2 separate regions of the Homo sapiens genome follow, and region 1 is linked to region 2. A link is a contact called in ENCODE Hi-C or POLR2A ChIA-PET data. All regions are on one chromosome and are shown on one strand. The core of a region is the stretch at or near the end of the contact, and the rest is flanking DNA. Distances in the headings are between cores, read along the strand shown. Region 1 overlaps AK8 (adenylate kinase 8). Region 2 holds the start of GTF3C4 (general transcription factor IIIC subunit 4).

Region 1 (4,092 bases), core at 1,394-3,893, 180 kb after region 2:
ATATCAGGTGGCATGGGGACACGTTGGGGGCCTGTGAATGGCACAAAACACGACAGGGAGTAGATAGGCTTTGCCCAGCCTTTGAGCTTCTGTCCTGGGCTGCATAGCACAGCCCTGGAGCCCCTGGGTCAGAGCGCTGGCCCTGTGCACCATGTGCCTGGTCTACCCTGGCCAGCCCTGCCGCTTCCCCCGGTGTGGCTCTGGGCGTGCCTCAGGCCCTGCAGCTACAACATGGGCACAATAATAGTAACACTGGCCATGTAGGGTCCCGTGAAGCTGGAGAAGCTGCTGGGCGTAGTGCCTGATGCCAGGCTCAGACGCATGCTCCATTCAGGTCTCTGGCTTCTCCCGGGCCGAGATAGAGAGCTGGAGCAGAGGCTCTGGGCCTGCCTGCTCTCCTGCCTGCCTGGATCCCAGAGACTTCTGCCTTCCAGTGGTCAGCAGGCCAGCTCCCGGCTTCTGCTGCACTAAGGCAGCTGGTTGAAGCAAACACTCTTGACCAGGAGAGCGGGCCGGGGGAAGAGCGGCCCAGACACAGCAGTTCCTGCTCAAGTTCCTGGGTCACAGGTGGTTTGGGGATCATAGCATCTTCAAAGGAAATCTGAAAAGGGAAAGGCAGGTCTTCTACCACCAGGCGTGGGGAAGTCCTGCTGCCTTTGCTGACTAAGACAGACCGTGGCGCCATCTCCACCGGGCCTTTCGTTTGGCAGGGGCAGTGATGGTGGCTCATGAGTATGCCACATTTTTTAGGTGCGTGTTATTCCTGAGGATATGAACTACATAGTTTCTCCCTTCCTGTGTGCTTAGAACGAATGCTCATCACACTGACAGTCCTGGTTCCAGGAACTCTTGGCATATTGAATTTGAAACACTGCCTGATGGGCAAGACCATATCCAGCTGTGCTTTCACAGACAGCCCCCACCCCTGCTGAGGGGGTCCAGTCCTGGGCAACTAAGGTACAATTAAGCCAAAGGAGTACCACCCCCCTATATTTGACCAAATTTGATGAGTAGCTATCATGATGAAAAAGAGAAAACAGCTTAGCTTTAAAGATCAAAGAGAGCCAGGCATGGTGGCTCATGCCTATAACCCCAGCACTTCGGGAGGCCAAGACATGTGGATCACTTAAGCACAGGAGTTTGAGACCAGCCTGGGCAACATGGTGAGACCTTGTCTCTACAAAAAATACAAAAATTAGCCGGGCATGGTGGTGCGCGCCTGTGATCCCAGCTACTCAGGAAGCTGAGCAGGAGGATCGTTTCAGCCCAGTTTAAGATCAGCCTGGGCAACATTGGGAGACCACGACTCTACAAACAATAAAAATGAAAAACAGATGGGCATGGTGGCATGTGCCTGTAGTCCCAGCTACTCAGGAAGCGGAGGTGGGAGGATTGCTTGAGCCCAGGAGGTTGGGGCTGCAGCGAGCCATGACCGTGCCATTGCACTCCGGCCTGGGCAACAGAGCAACACCCTGTTTCAAAAAAAAAAAAAAAAAAAAAAAAAAAAGATTGAAGAGAAGAAAGGAAGACTCCCTTGAATGCTTCCAGCCTGGTGATCTGCTATGCAAGAGTCTAATCCAACTTGGCAAATGCATAAGAAATAATGGATAATGGATTAAGGCACACAGCATTTTGTATGGGAAAATGCTGGCCCATTTCCAGTCACTCGGGCCATCTTTCCCTCCCCTTTAATGCTCTGCCAAAAGATTGTTTGGCACTTCCTAGGTAAAAGAGGTGGGAAACCTTAAAAATAGTGACCGACTGATGGGTCAGTTTTAGGAAAAGTTCCCGTGAGGTTGGTTTGACACTCTGAGTTAAGAGTGTGAAATTGGGGTAAAGGACTGGGTTTTCTGGTTCCTGCCTCACTTCTGGCTGCCATTCCCTCCAGCCTAAGACGGCCCCTCCACAGTCCACTCCAGTCCCCTTCACTAGAGGCTTCAGGAATCACTTGACTCTCCCGCCCTGGTTTTTCCATCACAACCCTTCTCACCATCTGCCTTGCCTTGGTCATGTTTGACTCTGCCTTCAACTGCAGATGGTGAGCCCAAGGCAGGCAAGACCATCTTGCTAGAAGTGGGGGGTGCTGAGGAGGAAGGTCTCGGGTGTGGGGAAGGGTCCTGGTAGTGAAAACCATGCAGGGCCTGCAGGGGGCACTCAACTGGAGATGCAGAATCAAGTCGCCGAGCTTGGAAGTCAGGTGACTGGGAGGGAACTTAGTTAAAATGAAAGTCTATGGGGAAGCTGGCCTTTCTTCTAACACTCCTGTTTGCTTTTTTTTTTTTTTTTTTTTGACACGGAGTCTCACTCTGTCGCCCAGGCTGGAGTGCAGTGGCGTGATCTCGGCTCACTGCAACCTCTGCCTCTTGGGTTCAAGCGATTCTCCTACCTCAGCCTCCTGAGTAGCTGGGACTACAGGCGCGTGCCACCACGCCCGGCTAATTTTTTGTATTTTTAGTAGAGACGAGGTTTCACCATGTTAGCCAGGATGGTCTCAATCTTTGGATCTCATGATCCGCCTGTCTCAGCCTCCCAAAGTGCTGGGATTACAGGTGTGAGCCACTACGCCCAGCCGGAAGTTTGCTTTTTATTGAGAGCTCAAGAGAAAGGGCAGAAATGTTTTCATGATCAATGTGAAAGTGTTACTTAGAACAGGGGTTGGCAAGCTACAGCCCGCGGGCCAAATCTGGCCTGCTGCCTGCTTCTAAGATAAAAGTCTTTCTAGAGCACAGCCGTGCCCTTTTGTGTCTGTGTTGTGTACGGCTGCCTTTGTATTACATCAGAGCTGAGTCGTTGTGACAGAAGCCATATAGCCTGCAAAGCCTCAACGAGTGTCTCTCCATCCTTTTCAGAAAACATGTGTCCACCCCCGATTTAGAATAGCCTCTGGGCTCTGGATATCTGCCCACACCTGGGCAGAAGACCATCCACTCACAGTGAACAATTTGAGACAATTCAGATGTAAACACACTGTTCAGAGCCAGTGTTGCAGCCCGGCCGGCAGGGTGTTTGTGATGGAGATCCCATGGCTGAGGGCCATGCAGAACAAGCTCGTGAGAACTGCTACTCCCTCGCCAGCATGCTGGAAAGATTCCTGCTTCAGGTTTGGGGCTTCCCAATCAATATATTTTTGAGACAGGGTCTTGCTCTGTCACTCAGGCTGGAGTGCCGTGGTGCGTGTCGGCTCACTGCAACCTCCTCCTCCAGGTTCAAGCGATTCTCCTGCCTCAGCCTCCCGAGTAGCTGCGATTACAGGTGCACGCCACCATGCCCAGCAAATTTTTTGTATGTTTAGTAGAGACAGGGTTTCACCATGTTGGCCAGGCTGGTCTTGAACTCCTGGACTTAAGTGATCTTCCTGCCTCAGCCTCCCAAAGTGCTGGGATTACAGGCATTAGCCACTGCATTCAACCCTAGTACATTTTTTTTTTTTTTTTTGAGACAGGGTCTCACTCTGTCACCCAGGCTGGAGTGCAGTGGCGTGATGTCGGCTCACTGCAACTTCCACCTCCTGGGTTCAAGCCATTCCCCTGCCTCAGCCTACCGAGTAGCTGGGATTACAGGCACCCACCACCATGCCCAGCTAATTTTTTTTTTTTTTTTTGAGACAGAGTCTTGCTCTGTAGCCCAGGCTGGAGTGCAATGGCATGTGTACGGCTGCCTTTGTATTACATCAGAGCTGAGTCGTTGCGATAGAAGCCTCCTGCCTCAGCCTCCCAAAGTGCTGGGATTACAGGCGTGAGCCACTGCATTCAACCCTAATACTTTTTTTTTTTTTTTTGAGACAGGGTCTCACTCTGTCACCCAGGCTGGAGTGCAGTGGCGTGATGTTGGCTCACTGCAACCTCTGCCTACTGGGTTCAAGTGATTGTCCCTGCCTCAGCCTCCCAAGTAGCTGGGATTACAGGCACCCACCACCATGCCCAGCTAATTTTTATATTTTTAGTAAAGACAGGGTTTTGCCATGTTGGCCAGGCTGGTCTCGAAATCCTGACCTCAGGTGATCCGCCCGCCTCGCCTTCCCAAAATACTGGGATTACAGGCGTGGGCCACCACGCCCGGCCAATTTTTTGTATTTTTAGTAGAGACGGGGTT
Region 2 (4,155 bases), core at 947-3,446:
AGTTAATTCTAGGGCATCTTACCCCTCTCTAGCAATGGGATTATATCAATGAAACCGATTTTCCTATCCCCCTCCATTGCATGGGGATGAAAATCTGTCCCATTTTTGAAAGCTCTTCAAAAAAACTCCTAGTTGCCAGTCCTCATTCCTGAAACAAACGAACCTTCCTCATGGCGACCAAAAGAGTTAAACTCAAAAATATCTGAAGAGACTTATTCTGAGCCAAGTATGAGTGACCATGGCCCATGATCCAGCCCTCGAGAGGTCCTGAGAACATGTGCCCAAGGTGGTCGGGGTGCAGCTTTTTTTTTTTTTTTTGAGACGGAGTCTCGTTCTGTTGCCCAGGCTGGAGTGCAATGGCATGATCTCGGCTCACTGCAAGCTCCGCCTCCTGGGTTCACGCCATTCTCCTGCCTCAGCCTCCCGAGTAGCTGGGACTACAGGCGCCCACCACCACGCCCAGCTAATTTTTTGTATTTTTAGTAGAGACGGGGGTTTCATCTTGTTAGCCAGGATGGTCTCGATCTCCTGACCTCGTGATCCGCCTGCCTCGGCCTCCCAAAGTGCTGGGATTACAGGCGTGAGCCACCGCGCCCGGCCGCGGCTTGGTTTTATACATTCTAGAGAGGCATGAGACATCAAATACATTTCAGAAATACACTGGTTTTGTCCAGAAAGGTGGGACAACTCAAAGCGGGGGCTTCCAGGCTATAGGTAAATTTAAACATTTTCTAGTTGACGGTTGAGTTTGTCTAAACACCTGGGATGGATACAAAGAAAATGCTCAGGTTAAGATAAAAGATTGTGGAGACCAAGGTTCTTTTCAAGTCTTTAGTGGCTGCCCTTAGAGACAACAGACAAGTGTTTCCTATTCAGATCTTTGAAAGGTGGTAGACTCTTAATCTCTTTAGGATTGGGAGGGCCTGGAAGAAAAAGATCTAGCTATGTTAATAGAGATTCTTTGCAGATGCAAATGTCCACCCCGCCCGCCCCCCCCAAAGAACAGCTTTGCAAAGCCATTTCAAAATGTGGCAAAGAAACATGTTTAGGGGTAATATTTTAACTTTCTTCTTTGTCACATAATGTTAGGCCAGAGCCAGTTTGGAAAGTAAGTCACGATATATAGGGTTAAATGAAAGCCATCTGATGAGAATTTATGGTTTGTAGGGCATGACTCTTCCCAGACAGGAATGTGGGCAAGATAAAAAAAAAAATCAGAGCTTAGTCCGCACTCAGTCGAGGAAACTGGCTTAGAGAAGTTAAGCTTTGGCCTGGGACTTGCGCCGGAACTTCAGGTCCTACCTTCCACGGGAAACAGCCTCTAATTCCTTCCTTTACTTTTCTAGGCGCAGGAGCCAGCTCCCCGCCCCTCCACACCGCTCCACTCCCCGCTTCCAGGCGCATCCCTGCGGGTGGTGTTCCGGTTAGAGACACGTGTTTCGGCGCAACTTGTCCCGAAGCTGCCCGGTGTCTTTCTCCCGCTTAACTCCGTGAATGACTCGAAACCCGACTCCAAGGCACGGCTGCAGCTCGCGGCGCGCCCACAGCCGGGCCGCGGGTGGGGACGGAGCTGAAGCCGGGTCAGAACTCACCCGACTCGCCTGGGCTGGGGGACGTCTGGAGAACGTCCTGGGGTTGTCGAAGAGCGAACCGTCGGCGGCTGCCATGGTCTGCGTGGGTGACGCGTGGTGCAGCAGCGAGCCCGGTGCGCAGACTGCTGGGCCCGGGACCCCACGTGGGACGCGCGAGGACCCTGCGCCACCGCCCCTTCCGGGTCCGGAACGGCTCCAGCTGTACGGACTCGTCCCGAGGGGAGCCGGGGACGGCGGCACCGGGCGGGTAGGGACAAGACTACCGCGCGTGCCCCCGCCTGGTGGCAGCCCCTCTCTGCGTCCCTCGCGGCCTGGCAAAATTACATTCGGCCGAGAGTTCACGCTGGGGAAGCTCTCTGAATGCCTCTGAGAAGCGAGATCCGGCGCCATCTCACCGACGAGCCTCCCCTTTACCGCCCCGTGCGTTTCCTCAGCACTTTAGGAACTAAAGCCTGTCTGGGTAGCTCCCTAACAGGCTCTGGAGCTCAATCCCTGGGCAGGGAAAAGGGGGTCCTCGGGGCTCCCCGCTCGCTGTCCTTTTTCTGGACAGGCAGTTCCTTGGCCACCTGGTAGGGCCGCGTTGCCTGGCAACGGCGGGGTCCTTCTTGGCTCGGCGGCGCTCGGGGCCTGAGGGGAGAAAACCGCCGCGGAGGGCGCTGGGGGTGGCGGCGGCGGTCCGGGAGGTGGTCGCGCGACTGCGTGGAGCGCCAGGGCGTCCGACCTCTGCACCTGAGAGAAGATGAACACGGCCGACCAGGCCCGGGTGGGGCCCGCGGACGACGGGCCTGCGCCGTCTGGGGAGGAGGAGGGAGAGGGGGGCGGCGAGGCGGGCGGGAAGGAGCCAGCAGCGGACGCGGCCCCGGGGCCCAGCGCTGCATTCCGCCTCATGGTGACTCGGCGGGAGCCGGCCGTGAAGCTGCAGTATGCGGTGAGCGGCCTGGAACCGCTGGCTTGGTCCGAGGACCACCGCGTGTCTGTGTCCACGGCCCGCAGCATCGCTGTGCTGGAGCTCATCTGCGACGTGCACAACCCGGGCCAGGACCTGGTTATCCACCGCACCTCGGTGCCCGCACCGCTCAACAGCTGTCTCCTCAAAGTAAGTCATCCCCCGCCATCCCTGGGGTCTTCCCCTGTCCCCCTCTCGCGGCCGCATCATCCGTCCCAGGGGAATCCGATCCCACACTCTGTCCGGGGATTTCCCTCTTCGCACCGAGCGCTGGGGATTTATTAAGCAGCCAGGGTTACCACAGCTTAAAAAAAAAAAAAGAAAAGCTCTGCAGCTGTCTGCACCCTGTTTCCCCAGGTCACCCGCCGCCGCAAACACAGGTACACACCCAGGGGGCTTCCCGGAGTTGAGTCCCAGGAACCCCTCCTTCGCCCCTCCGTCGGGCCCGCACATGGAGCGGGTTACTCGATGGTGCTTTCTGAGACTCCACCCCCTGTAGATCCAACCCGGGGCCTGCCTCTGTCGTTGCTGCTATTGTTTGGGGCCGACTTTCCGAGGTTCTTGGCTGGCTTTGTCTACTGTGTGTGTCCTCCTCTCGCGCCTCTTTAGCTTCAGAAAAGAAAAACTGGTCCCATCCATTGTCTTAATTGTTTCAGTGACTTTATTATGAATGGTCCTCGCCTCTCCTTGGGCAAACGGGTAAATACTGGATCTCGGGGTTTGTACTTTAGTTTTTCTTTACTAGCTAAACATCTTTGGGATGTTGAATGAAAATAAAGATTCGAAACAACTACCTATCTTAAACTTCAAGCGCAAGGTCAAGTAGTAAGCCATAGCGTTCCTTTTAGTTGCTTAGAGGTGTAAAAACTTTCCATATATCCTTGATAGAGGTGTACGCTTACATGTGAACTGTCAGTGTATATTCATACATTCAATAGATATTTGAATACCATTCTGCTTGGTGCTGCCCCATGTTCTGGAAATAAAGCAGTGTACAAAACAGAACCCCTGCCCTCATGAAGCTTACATTCTTTGGCAAGTCAAGCACAAATGATAAGGTCCTGTCAGGTAGTGATAAGCACTGTAAAGATGTGTATCCGCACATAGAGAACATGTTTATGTGTTCGTAAACTCTTATTTTGGAAAACCATTGAAAATATGAGTCATTAGCTATAGGTAGGGTGCAGATAACCCTCATCACTTTGTAGCATACTTAATTCAAGTTTCAAACATCTTTCTGTTGTTAGATTGTTAGTCAGCTTGTATGACTAAGCTTCCTCTAAGATCTTCTTGAAGAAGATATGAACACATTTGTTCAAGTGTAAACAAATCAGATAGACAGATGCAACCCTATGAAATTGAGAAATACAAAAGGAGGGAGGCAGAAGAAAGGTGATTTAAAAGGTGTATCTTCTGCTGTAAAGGAATTTAACTGTTTCCAAGGATGTTCATCCGCACAGCAACTCAAGGAAAGTATGTATGTCAGTATAGTAGACATCGAATACCTTAGCAGAGAGAATGTAAAGAAAGGAGGGAGTAGTAAGGGGAGAGACTTATGGGGCAGGTCATCTGGTGGTGAATCTGCAGCAGTCCTAAAGAAGGTAGTGTTTGGTTTGT

What was found. Hi-C counts contacts between places; a loop is a spot of excess contacts on that map. ChIA-PET counts read pairs that join two places held with the same protein, here RNA polymerase II (POLR2A). Pooled maps may share reads with other maps.
Region 1: a pooled map shows a loop between it and region 2 (2.9-fold over the local background). The contact joins the enhancer-like site here to the promoter of GTF3C4 in region 2. A Hi-C loop is called at or near these places in 2 of 50 pooled maps. POLR2A ChIA-PET finds 5 or more read pairs at or near these places in 4 of 52 experiments (B cell, K562 and WTC11).

The regions. Positions count from the first base shown.
Region 1 is chr9:132,846,637-132,850,728 of GRCh38, forward strand. The region is part of intron 5 of AK8 (adenylate kinase 8); the gene reads right to left. Among named protein-coding and RNA genes, the nearest start is that of AK8, 30 kb to the right of the region's middle. Within about 2 kb of position 2,644, at least 3 of the 41 ENCODE cell types and tissues checked have a DNase peak (open chromatin) inside an H3K27ac peak, as active enhancers do.
Region 2 is chr9:132,668,268-132,672,422 of GRCh38, forward strand. GTF3C4 (general transcription factor IIIC subunit 4) reads left to right here and starts at 2,197. Exons shown (of 5, transcript NM_012204.4): 1 at 2,197-2,688. The coding sequence starts at 2,332. It overlaps DDX31 (DEAD-box helicase 31), which reads right to left and starts at 1,716. Exons shown (of 20, transcript NM_022779.9): 1 at 1,593-1,716. The coding sequence starts at 1,667. RefSeq lists enhancers at 1,573-2,440, 2,126-2,205 and silencers at 1,786-1,935, 2,356-2,485.